2 separate regions of the Mus musculus genome follow, and region 2 is linked to region 1. The links are chromatin loops, found by intact Hi-C in ENCODE. Cell type or tissue: left cerebral cortex. All regions are shown on one strand.

Evidence for each region. Hi-C counts contacts between places; a loop is a spot of excess contacts. Peaks named below come from ENCODE experiments on the same cell type or tissue, not always from the same donor. Only the 100,000 strongest peaks of a DNase experiment are listed, where the experiment ranks them.
Region 2: it touches region 1 in a loop (2.5-fold over the local background); 5 of 42 quality-filtered maps call a loop at or near these places.

What each region holds. Positions count from the first base shown.
Region 1 is chr5:115,663,523-115,668,522 of GRCm38, reverse strand. It overlaps Bicdl1 (BICD family like cargo adaptor 1), which reads left to right. Exons shown (of 9, transcript NM_001080808.2): 5 at 4,637-4,816. Among named protein-coding and RNA genes, the nearest start is that of Mir7030, 20 kb to the right of the region's middle. In left cerebral cortex, no CTCF peak of the experiment used is centred here; a DNase peak (open chromatin) is centred at 2,068.
Region 2 is chr5:115,714,705-115,719,704 of GRCm38, reverse strand. The region is part of intron 2 of Bicdl1 (BICD family like cargo adaptor 1); the gene reads left to right. Among named protein-coding and RNA genes, the nearest start is that of Bicdl1, 14 kb to the left of the region's middle. In left cerebral cortex, no CTCF peak of the experiment used is centred here; no DNase peak of the experiment used is centred here.

The DNA.
Region 1 (5,000 bases):
CCAAAAAGAAACTTTGAGCCTAGCATGAATTTGCAAATCAGAATTATTTCTCCTACCTAACTGGGAACCGGGAAATGAGGTGGAAGAACGAGAATCTTTGGTACCCTCAGGTACTGCCCGGTGTAGGTGGGCTGTGTCCTGTAGCATCAGGAACCTGAGGCCACACACTCACGCAGGGCCGCCAGCAAGGCAGGCGTTCCACCCTTTTTGGAGAATCATATTTATTCTCACTTTTCCTACTTCTGTCTGTTTATGTAAAAGCTCCTTGTCACTAGTTACTAGTGTCCTCCAGAAAGCCGTCACCAAGATGGCCTTAAATGACAGGAAAAAAATCCAGCTGACCCAGGTGGACTTGCACGGTCGTACCCCAGCTTTGTAAAGTGTTGAGTCAGTGGCCTTGGAATGTGTTTAATCCCTTGATTTTAAATCCTCAGATAAGGGCGGGTGGGAGGCAAAGGCCTCCATCAGCAGGAGGGCCCCTTTGATCTGCTTCACTGGTGACTGGTCCTGCTGTCTACCAGAAGCTTTTTTTTCTATTGGGGGGGGGGGGTGCGGCGGGGAAGGTTGTGTGTAGGTGCACATGTCAGGTCAGAGGAGAGGTACTGAGACCCTTCCCACCTCCCAAAACGTGGATCTCAGGATGAAACGCAGGTCATCAGGCTTGGGGGCCCGTGCTCCCTGAGCCAGTCCTCCCACCCCTAAACAGATTTTTAAGGCACTGGTGGAGTTCAGCCGTGGTCGTTGTTTTTGTTCTGAGGCCTTATAATAGGCATTAAAGCTCACTGCTCGCTTCATAACAAGCGTTTGGTTTGAGATGGGGTCTAAGGTTAGTGCTGCGTAGTTTAGAACTTGATGGGCGGCCAGAGCTGGCCTTGGACTCACAGCAGGCCTCCTGTCTCTGCCTCTCGCAGGAATCACAGGTTCACGCATCCGGTTCTGTCTCTGCTAAACCCAGGAAGATACTTGGCTTTTTGATCCTCAGTAAAGAAATCAGTTGTCAGTCTAAGGGGCACTCAGCCCCTTACAGAAGTGTGTAGGAGCTGACCCTGGCAAATGGGTGGCTTCATCAGCAGAGAGCAGCCCCACTCACCGTGGGGGACTCATAGAGCACATGTCCTGGGGACTAGACTTTGCCCTGACTCTGATCATGTGTACTTCCCTCACACCATCTCAGCACTCCCATGTCAAGAGAATGCCCTCCTCACGCTACCCTTCAGCGCTCTGAACTTAGACTTTCCACAGTGTACTAATAAAAAGGCGTTTCATGTCATCCCTTTTCGTACATAGAAATACACTGCCGGCTTTCTTATACAAAGATACTGTTTTCTTCTCCTTCTCTGTTTGAAGCAGAGTTCCTTTGTCTAGCCCTGGCTGTCCTAGAATTAGATCTGTAGACCAGGGTGGCCTGGAACTTCAGAGACCCGCCTGCCTCTGCCTCCTGAGTGAGTGAGGGGTTAGTGGTGTATGCAGCCATGCCCATCGAGATACTATTTTTACATTACAGCATTTCTACAGTTGCCAGACTCTTCCTTGATTTGATTTGATTTTTCTGCACATTTGTCCAGGTGGTGAATCAGTCACTGACCAGAGAATGAGGCACCTCCTGGCCTTTTGTTCTCTTGCTGTTACAGTTAATTACATATCTTTGAGTGTGCATGAGTAATTGAACTAATTGCGTCCAGTGTGTGAGAACTCGTACTTGACTGTGAGACAGTCTCCTGCTGAGATGTATGTTTCCTGGAGAATAATTGTAAAGCATTTGGTACTTAATGTACTGCTTGTATCTGTGCCAAATGCTTCCTAGGAATGTCTCTTTATTCCCCGTAACCCTGGCTTGCTTTGTTTTCTTTTTCTTTTCTTCCAAGTTTTCCCAAAACTGGGGCTGGAGGAGGTCCCACTGTAGTAGCAGGTGTTGCTGACCCAGGGATAGGCAAGCGGCTTGCCAGGTCTTCTTGTCTTCCTGGCAGCAGTTGGGCTCCAGCCCTTTCTAGTTAGGGCTCATTCAGGCCACTAGCCAGCCAGACTCTGGCAGTGGTGGGCTGAAGATGAGGCTCCAGGCAGCTAGGGAATTGGCTCCACGGCTCTGAAGCACTGGCTCCTTTCATGAGGAGTTGCCACCACCCACCCAGAGCCCCTGCATCTGCAGGAGGCACGGCGGCTTAGTGGAAAGTCTGAAGAGAGCAGCACAGTCCACTTCTCAGTGCTGGGCTTGATCCCGAGGCCTTGGACTGTCAAGGTGCCCCTCCAGCACCGAGCTGTGTTTCCAGCCAACCCCTGGCTGTTGAACTAATGGCCACCCAAGTCTGGGAAATGTCCGTGTTGTACACCACTACAGCCAGCTGTTTGCTCTTTTTAATGAAACAGAAATGGCTCCAGAAAGACCATTTTCTAAAAGAATAAATTTAAATCCCAGGAAATTCTTCATCCACACTAACCTCTAGGGAGAAAACTCTATGTGTTTGCTGGTTTGTATACCAGACACTAAGGAGATCTGTGGGACTCTGGCCCAGCTGCAGTGGCCAAGGACTTGCACTGGGAGAGGAGAGTTGGAAGGAGGCAGCCACTGCTCTCTTTCGCAGCTGCCGCTACTTTATAATTGCAATGAGACTACAGTTACAGTGAGACTATGAAGTAGCCAGGCTGGTGTGAGCAGGGAGAGCCACAAGTGAGGTGCAGAGCCTAGGAACCAAGGTCAGGGTCACTGGGCAGGAAGTGACCGTGGTGGGCCCGGGGAGAATGTTTCAGGAGAGAATTTTCTTCTCCAGGAAGTGTTACAGCTTTTATATGACAGCAGCTCTCAGATGATCCCTGGTGGAGTGATCCTCACACCTTTACTCCTTCTGCATGGGTAGGGTCTTATAAACATTTTAGGGTATGACAGCAGATACTCTGTGGAGGAGCTTGGGGCACTGCCCCTAAGTGATTGATTGTTGTGATCCTCTCCATGGGGTGCTGTGGCAGTGCCCTCAGGGGCCAAAAGAGGGCATCAGATCCATTGGATTAAGAGTTACAAACAGTTGTGAGCCTCCATGTGGGTGCTGGGAATCAATCCTGGGTCAGCTGGAAGAGCAGCCAGTGTTCTTAATCACTGAGTCATCCAGACCCCTCCACTTTATTGCTTGAGACAGCATCTCTTACTGTCTCATCTCGTTGGGAACATGCACTTCAGAATGGAGTTGCTGGATCATTGAAGAGTTCATGTTTGAACTTCATTCAATAAACTGCTAAGGAGGGCTGGCAAGATGACTCAGTTAAAAGCACAGGTCCTGTATGTTTGTCATGGCAAGATCATATCTGTATTCCTACACACACATCATACATAGCACACGGACTTGAACCATAATAATAAAATTTCTTTTTTTTTCTTTTCTTTTTTTTTTAAAAAGGAAACTGCTAGGGACTTGGCTAAGTATAAACCCTCAGCTCTCATTGGGAGTGAGAATTGTAATTGCTCCCATTGTCATCAGAGTTTGCTGTTTCCAGTGATGGAGTCACTGTGGTCCCCCATTGCTGCTGGGTTTAGTTTTCTGCTTTGATAATGCCTGGCCATGACTGCCGCTGCCCGGCTCTGCATCGAGAGCACCTGTGCCCCACCCCTGTGGGACACTCATCTCTGGCTAGCCTCGCCTATCAGCAGTCCCCAGAGCCAGCAGAAGCCTGCTGCAAAACACAGTGGTTCCCAGGGAAAGTCAACCAAGGCTGCTGCCACTTCAGAGGCTGTCTTGGAACTCGCTATGTAGACCAGGCTGGCCTTGAACTCACAGAGATCCACCTGCCTCCCAAGTGCTGGGATTAAAGGCCTGTGCCACTATGCCGGGCATAAATTTTTTTAAATCAAGATACAAAACCTCTTTTTTTTTTTTAATTCTTTTTTTTTTTTAAACTCGATTCTTTTTTTTTTTTTAAGATTTATTTATTGTATATGAGTACACTGTCACTGTTTCAGACACACCAGAAGAAAGCATTGGATCCAATTACAGATGGTTGTGAGCCACCATGTGGTTGCTGGGAATTGAACTCGGGACCTCTGGAAGAGCAGTCAGTGCTCTTAACCGCTGAGCCATCTCTCCAGCCCAAATTCTTTTTATTTTTAAAAAGATTTGTTTATTATTATATCTAAGTACACTGTAGCTGTCTTCAGACACACCAGAAGAGGGCATCAGATCTCATGACGGATGGTTGTGAGCCACCATGTGGTTGCTGGGATTTGAACTCAGGACCTTCCGAAGAGCAGTCAGTGCTCTTAACCACTGAGCCATCTCTCCAGCCCAAGATACAAAACCTCTTATACTTGGTTCATATCTTGAGATTTTTGTTTGGTTTTGTTGTCGCTGCTGTTGAGACAGCGTCTTTCTTTAACTAAGCTGTGTGCCATCACATAGTCCCTTGAGTCTTTTGAATCCTAGGTTCTTCCATTAACTTTTTCCCAGAGAATTCTCAAGTACTGGAGTTGTTTGTGCTGTTGAGTTTCTCAGAGCTGGGTCTTGCTGACTGGATCCCCCATACAGCCTGCTCCGTGTCCCTCCTGCCTCTGTTTTTCTGCGAGTTGTTGGCCAGTCTAGCTGCAGGGTCCAGTTGTGGCCAGTGCTTGCCGTGGTGTGGCTCAGCAGCCCAGCCTGTGCTTTCTTCCCCACAGCTGCACCAAAGCCAGCTGGAGCTCCAGGAGGTGCGGCTGTCCTACCGGCAGCTGCAGGGCAAGGTGGAGGAACTCACGGAGGAGAGGAGTTTGCAGAGCTCGGCTGCGACCAGCACGTCCCTGCTGTCAGAGATCGAGCAGAGCATGGAGGCCGAGGAGCTGGAGCAGGAGAGAGAGCAGGTGCTCATATCCCCACCGGCTGGCAGAAGTGGGCCCTAGGTGCTCTTCACCCTCTTCAGCACCGTACTGCCCCCCTGGCATGAGTTCCGATGGCCACAGGCTGGAGTGAGACTCACTTACTGGTCAGCCGCTAAAACCTTGAGCAGAACAGCCAGAGCGCAGTGTCCTTCTCAGTCTCTCCCCC
Region 2 (5,000 bases), 51 kb before region 1:
GTGCTAGAGCGTCTTTCCCAGATAGCAACAGTAAAGATGTGATTTCTGCTCTTTGGAGAAGTCTGCATCAAGACGCTGTTGGGCACCCTGGAATGTCCCTAAAGCTCACTTGCCAGCGGAAAGCCAGAGCAGTGATCTGAAGGATGTGGAAAGAGCCTGGTTTCTAATAACAGCCACAGCAGTAATAGCAGGCTGCTGTTAGGCTTCTCCATCTTCAGAGGCACTTGCAGTAAGATATTATTTTCAAAATGAATCTCAGTGGTGTTGGGAACTTTAGTCAGAGGTAAAATAAGGCATTTCCACATTTATATTCAACACTGCTCACACGCGATCTGAAACATGAGCGACAGGCTTCAGCACCTGTTGACCAAAGACTGGAAAAACCAATTGATTTCTTCCAGAGAACAAGATTTAAAATTGCTTAGGGAATTCTGAGCTTTTCCCTCCTCAAGTGTATAGCTCTAGAGTTTAAAGAAATTGGTTAGGTCATCACTTTAAACATTTGCCTGGGTTTTATGATGATGTATCAATTACATCAGTCCCTCTCCTCCCTCCTGTGCACCGCCAGCCTACCGCCAGCATTAGAACCACAGGCTGGATCTAGACCCACTTTACTTACTAAGGGCCACCCAGGATTTCAGTTCTCTACAGGACCGAATTAGGTGGTGGTAGTGACTCTTAGGATGGAGTTATCAGATAGATGTTTGCTTTGTCTACTTAAAAACTTAACAAAATAAGACTACCAGTTATTTGGACCTAGGACCCCATTTTAGTTTGTTTACGTTTATAAAGAGGGCTGGAGAGATAGTTCAGGGTTAAGAGCTCTTGCTGCTCTCGACAGGACCCAGGCTTGATTCCTAGCACCTGTATGACTTCCCATAACCATGGACAACTCCAGTTCCAGGGCATCTGGTGCCCTCTTATGGCCCCCACTGGTCCCAGATATGTACACAAGCATGCATTGAGGCAAAAATACCCATACACATAAAGTAAAATTTAATTTGTCTACATTTGTAAAGACCTTTTCTCCAAATAAGTTGACATTCTGACAAAATGGCATTGGGACTTTAAAAGAGGACACAGTCCAACCCATGGTAACATTTTGGGATAGTGGATCCTATCTGGTGCTGTCTGAGGGAGATATTCTTGGTAATGCCCGCTTCTTGAAGGGTTCTGCTCTCTTTCTAACACACTTATACACTATAAAGACTCAAACCTCTAACACCACACAGCCAAGGACCAGTGGGGAGATACCTAGAATACTTTATCCCTTGGGAAAGTTCTAAGTCCACCGACCTCTTTTTCTCCTCTAAGGACTTGCCCACATTCTGTTCTCCTAAGTGACGGGGTTCATTTTTGGTGGTGGGGTTTTGTTTAACTCGGAATCCAGTTCAGTCAGAGGTTATGTCTGAGACGACATCTGGAGAGAGAGGCAGCATCCCTGGAAGAGCCAGAGTTCATGGGAAGCCAGGACCATCTCTGTTTACTCTGCTCTGTGTAAACAAGCATCCATGAGGATGGGCAGTCAATAAAAGGTTGTTGGTTGCCATTAAATAATTTTAAATAGGTTCTAAATAGCCTGTTTAGAACTATACTTTTTTGAAGACTAACCCCTATGCTATAATGTGAGGCATTTCATATTCACACAAAATATATTTGAAACCCAGTGGTCAGAGCAACCATGGGTGTCAGTACTTGGGCTGGTGAGCCTTAGAAGAGAGTGGTGACGTGGTTGCTTAAAAAGCTAGTGCGGTCTTCATAGGTACTGGGGAGATTGTGAAATGCCTAAAGCTGCTGTGAACTGAGAAGAGTGGTGAACTGTGGTGTGGATTTGCAGCCCGCAGGTCTCCAGTTGAACAGTGGTGTGCCTCCCTGCTCTGTGGGCCAGTGGCTCTCTGGGTGAGTAGCTGCTAGCCTTCTCATATGGGAAGTGAACATTCTAGCTTTTCACCAGAAATGTTCTAGTCCTGTGGGAGACTTGGCCTTTGGTTTGGTGGATCCCTGCTGTCTTCCACCCTCTCTGGAGCATGTACTATGGACCAAAGAGCACCCCAGTTCCATGCTGTGCTCATCATTCTTACAGACCACGGTGGTCTGTGGTTTGGAGGGGGCAGCAGCAGAAGTGACCTGGGGACGGCTGCCTCATCGAGGTTGTGCGGTTCCTTCCTGTGAAGCCCTGATGGCTTCTTACTAAAGTAAAAGTCCTGAGAATTCACCTTTCCCCTTCTCATTTGTTCTGCATTAGGGCTGTAATCTCTTTGCTCATTTTCACGGGGCACACCCTGTAAATTGTTTCTTCTCACTGTAACCATACAGGCACCTCCCCAATTTCTCACACCCAGGACCCGTCATGCACCTGGTTTCTCTGGCTATGAGCAGATCTAAGTATACCTAAAGATCTAAAGTGCAAAGCTGATTTGTGACAGTGTATGAAAGGGCTGTTCCAACGGCTGCATGAAGCCAAAAGAGGCTGTCATCATGGACTCACTGAGGCAGTAGAGTGGTTCAAAGGTTTCCTTTGGGACTAGAGGGAGCATGGTGACATATATTCAGAGGGATTGTCTAAAGATGGTCATGGAGAAATGGAAATGAAGACCCACTCTCGGCCGTTCAGGTGAAGCCGGGTGGTCTGAAGTTTCTGTGTGCGAGGTCTCAGCCTCTGAAGGGTGTTCTTTAAGTGCACTGTGCTGTCACTAGCTAGGGAGGGTGGCTTCAAGTTTCTCAAGTTTTACAGATTTTTACTTTTATATATTTTCGGGGATTAAATCCAGGGTAGATTTAAAACTGGTCTGTAGGCAGTCTTCATTAATCAAGATTGGCATGGGAGAGGCCAGCCCACTGTGGGCGGTGCTATTCCTAGGCAGGTGCTCCTGAGTTGTATAAAATAAGCTGAGCAAGCCAGTAAGGAAATAGTGTTCCTCCATGGTCCTCTCGTCAGTTCCTGAGTTCCCTTCATGCTGGACTACAGCTGTGAGCCAGTTGTATAACCCTTCCTTCCCCGTGCTTTTGGTGGTAGTGCAGTACAAAGCACTCCCTTGCCCTAACCCCTCCCCACCCCCACACCTACAAAGAGCAGCTACTCCTGCGGGTTGCTGTCTGTGAGATGTGAGGTGTCTAGGAGGAAGTTGATGCAAGCAGGTGCTTTGTCTGTTTCCTGCCTCCTGGAAGAGGCCACCCCTGGTCAGCTTTTGCTGCTGTCGAACTCCTACGGAACAAACATACTTGGCACACGAGCCAAAAGAAATCTTTCTTTCCTGAAAAGACTTCATTTTTCTCTGAAAAATGAACAGTTGATTTGAGGTTAGCAGCTTCTGGTACATTCCCTGAAACAGCTCTTTACCAGGTCCCCTTTTCAGGATTTCCGTCTTTAACACAGTGGCTGCTGTAGGAGTCGTTCTGTGTGGGTGATGCATAGCTGGCCTTGCCCTTGGGACATTTTACAGTGAGTAACAGCTGCTCGTCAGAGGTATCGTCGATGGCCCAAATGGCTCCAGTTCTTTTTGAGCTGGTGTATTACTTGCCTTTAATACCAGCACTCAGAGGCAGGTGGTTCTCTGCCTGTTGAAGGCCAGCCTGGTCTAGATAGGGAGTTCCAGCTAAGCCTGGGCTACACAGTGAGACCCTGTCTTAAGACAATAAAACAACAGACACAACAACAGACACCTGTTGCATTAGCAGGTGTTGTTTGTTTGCTTATTTTTGTCTGTTTTTGTTTTGTGGCGTAGGAAAATGACAGTTTTCAGTCACCCTCCCATGTAAGAACAAACTTAGTAGGTTTGGGGTGTAGCAAGGATAAAGCGTTTGCCCAGCGTACCTGGAGCCCTGGGTTCCATCCTTACGCAGCCCACACAGCACAGGGCATCCCTTTTGAATGCCTCTGCTCCGACCCCACCTGGGTTGGAAGGACCGCACAGGGTTTTCCATTAGGAATCCAAGGAGCCCTGGTTTTTGACGCTTATTTGAAGTCTCACATACCAGTTAACGGCTGCTTTGAAATTGGCTTTTGTATCTGTTCAGGGATGGAGAGTCAGGAAGAAAGAATTCGCCTCTTCATGTATATTCCTACCTGGACTGATTTCTTGGACATTTGAGGTGATACTGGTTGGTGGATGCTGTTTTGTATTGCCTTAGCTCCAGAGACTCTGAGTCTCAGGTTCAATTTTAACAGTTCCTGTGCATCATATCAAAGATGTTCTAGAATGATCGGAAAGTGTTGATCACGACAGCTAATCGAGAACAGATTTGCCTACAGCAGTATTCATCTCTGAAGTCAGTTCCAGCATTTCTCGAGGGTTGCCGTGGCTAATTAGTAAGTTAAACATGAGGTGGTAATTGCATATTCTTTAAGCATATGGGTGTTTCTATTGGTAAGTGTTGTCTTCACTGTGGAAGCCTGTTCTTAACTACTTACACTGGGAGAGTGTGGCCGGGTCTGAATATTCCAAGTTATTGAATGTAGCTGTATATAGCTCTAACTTTGTTTTTTACGAAAAAGAGAGCCTAGGTTCTAGCATATTAGGTCTAAAATTTGGAGTTTGGCTCAAGGGTCAAATGATTTTGTGTGGATAGAGAGCACAGTGTTGCTAGATTTACCTGGGAAACTAGCATTTCATGAGATGTGGGTTTCCTTGTCTCTTGTAAACTATTCAGTAGATCAGAAAGGTGAAGCCAGTTAAGTGCCTGCCTGGCCACTGTGAGCCTGCGACCTTTCGCACCGGGCACCTGGGTTTAAATGGCAAGAAGTTCGCAGGCAGAGGAGAATTAAGTGGCACCGAGAGCAAACTGTGTGCTGTTTTTTGGCATCTGTGCCACCCGGCCATCGGCTTCAGTCATAAAATACCTGCCCCAGTGAAAAACAAAACTGTGTTTGGTGACTAAGTACAGTCATTAGGAAAGCAGGTGATTATCAGTGGGAGGGGAGGCCCTAGGTCCTGTGAAGGCTTGATGCCCTAGTGTACAGGAATGCTAGGGCGGTGAGGAGGGAGTGGGTGGGTGGAGGA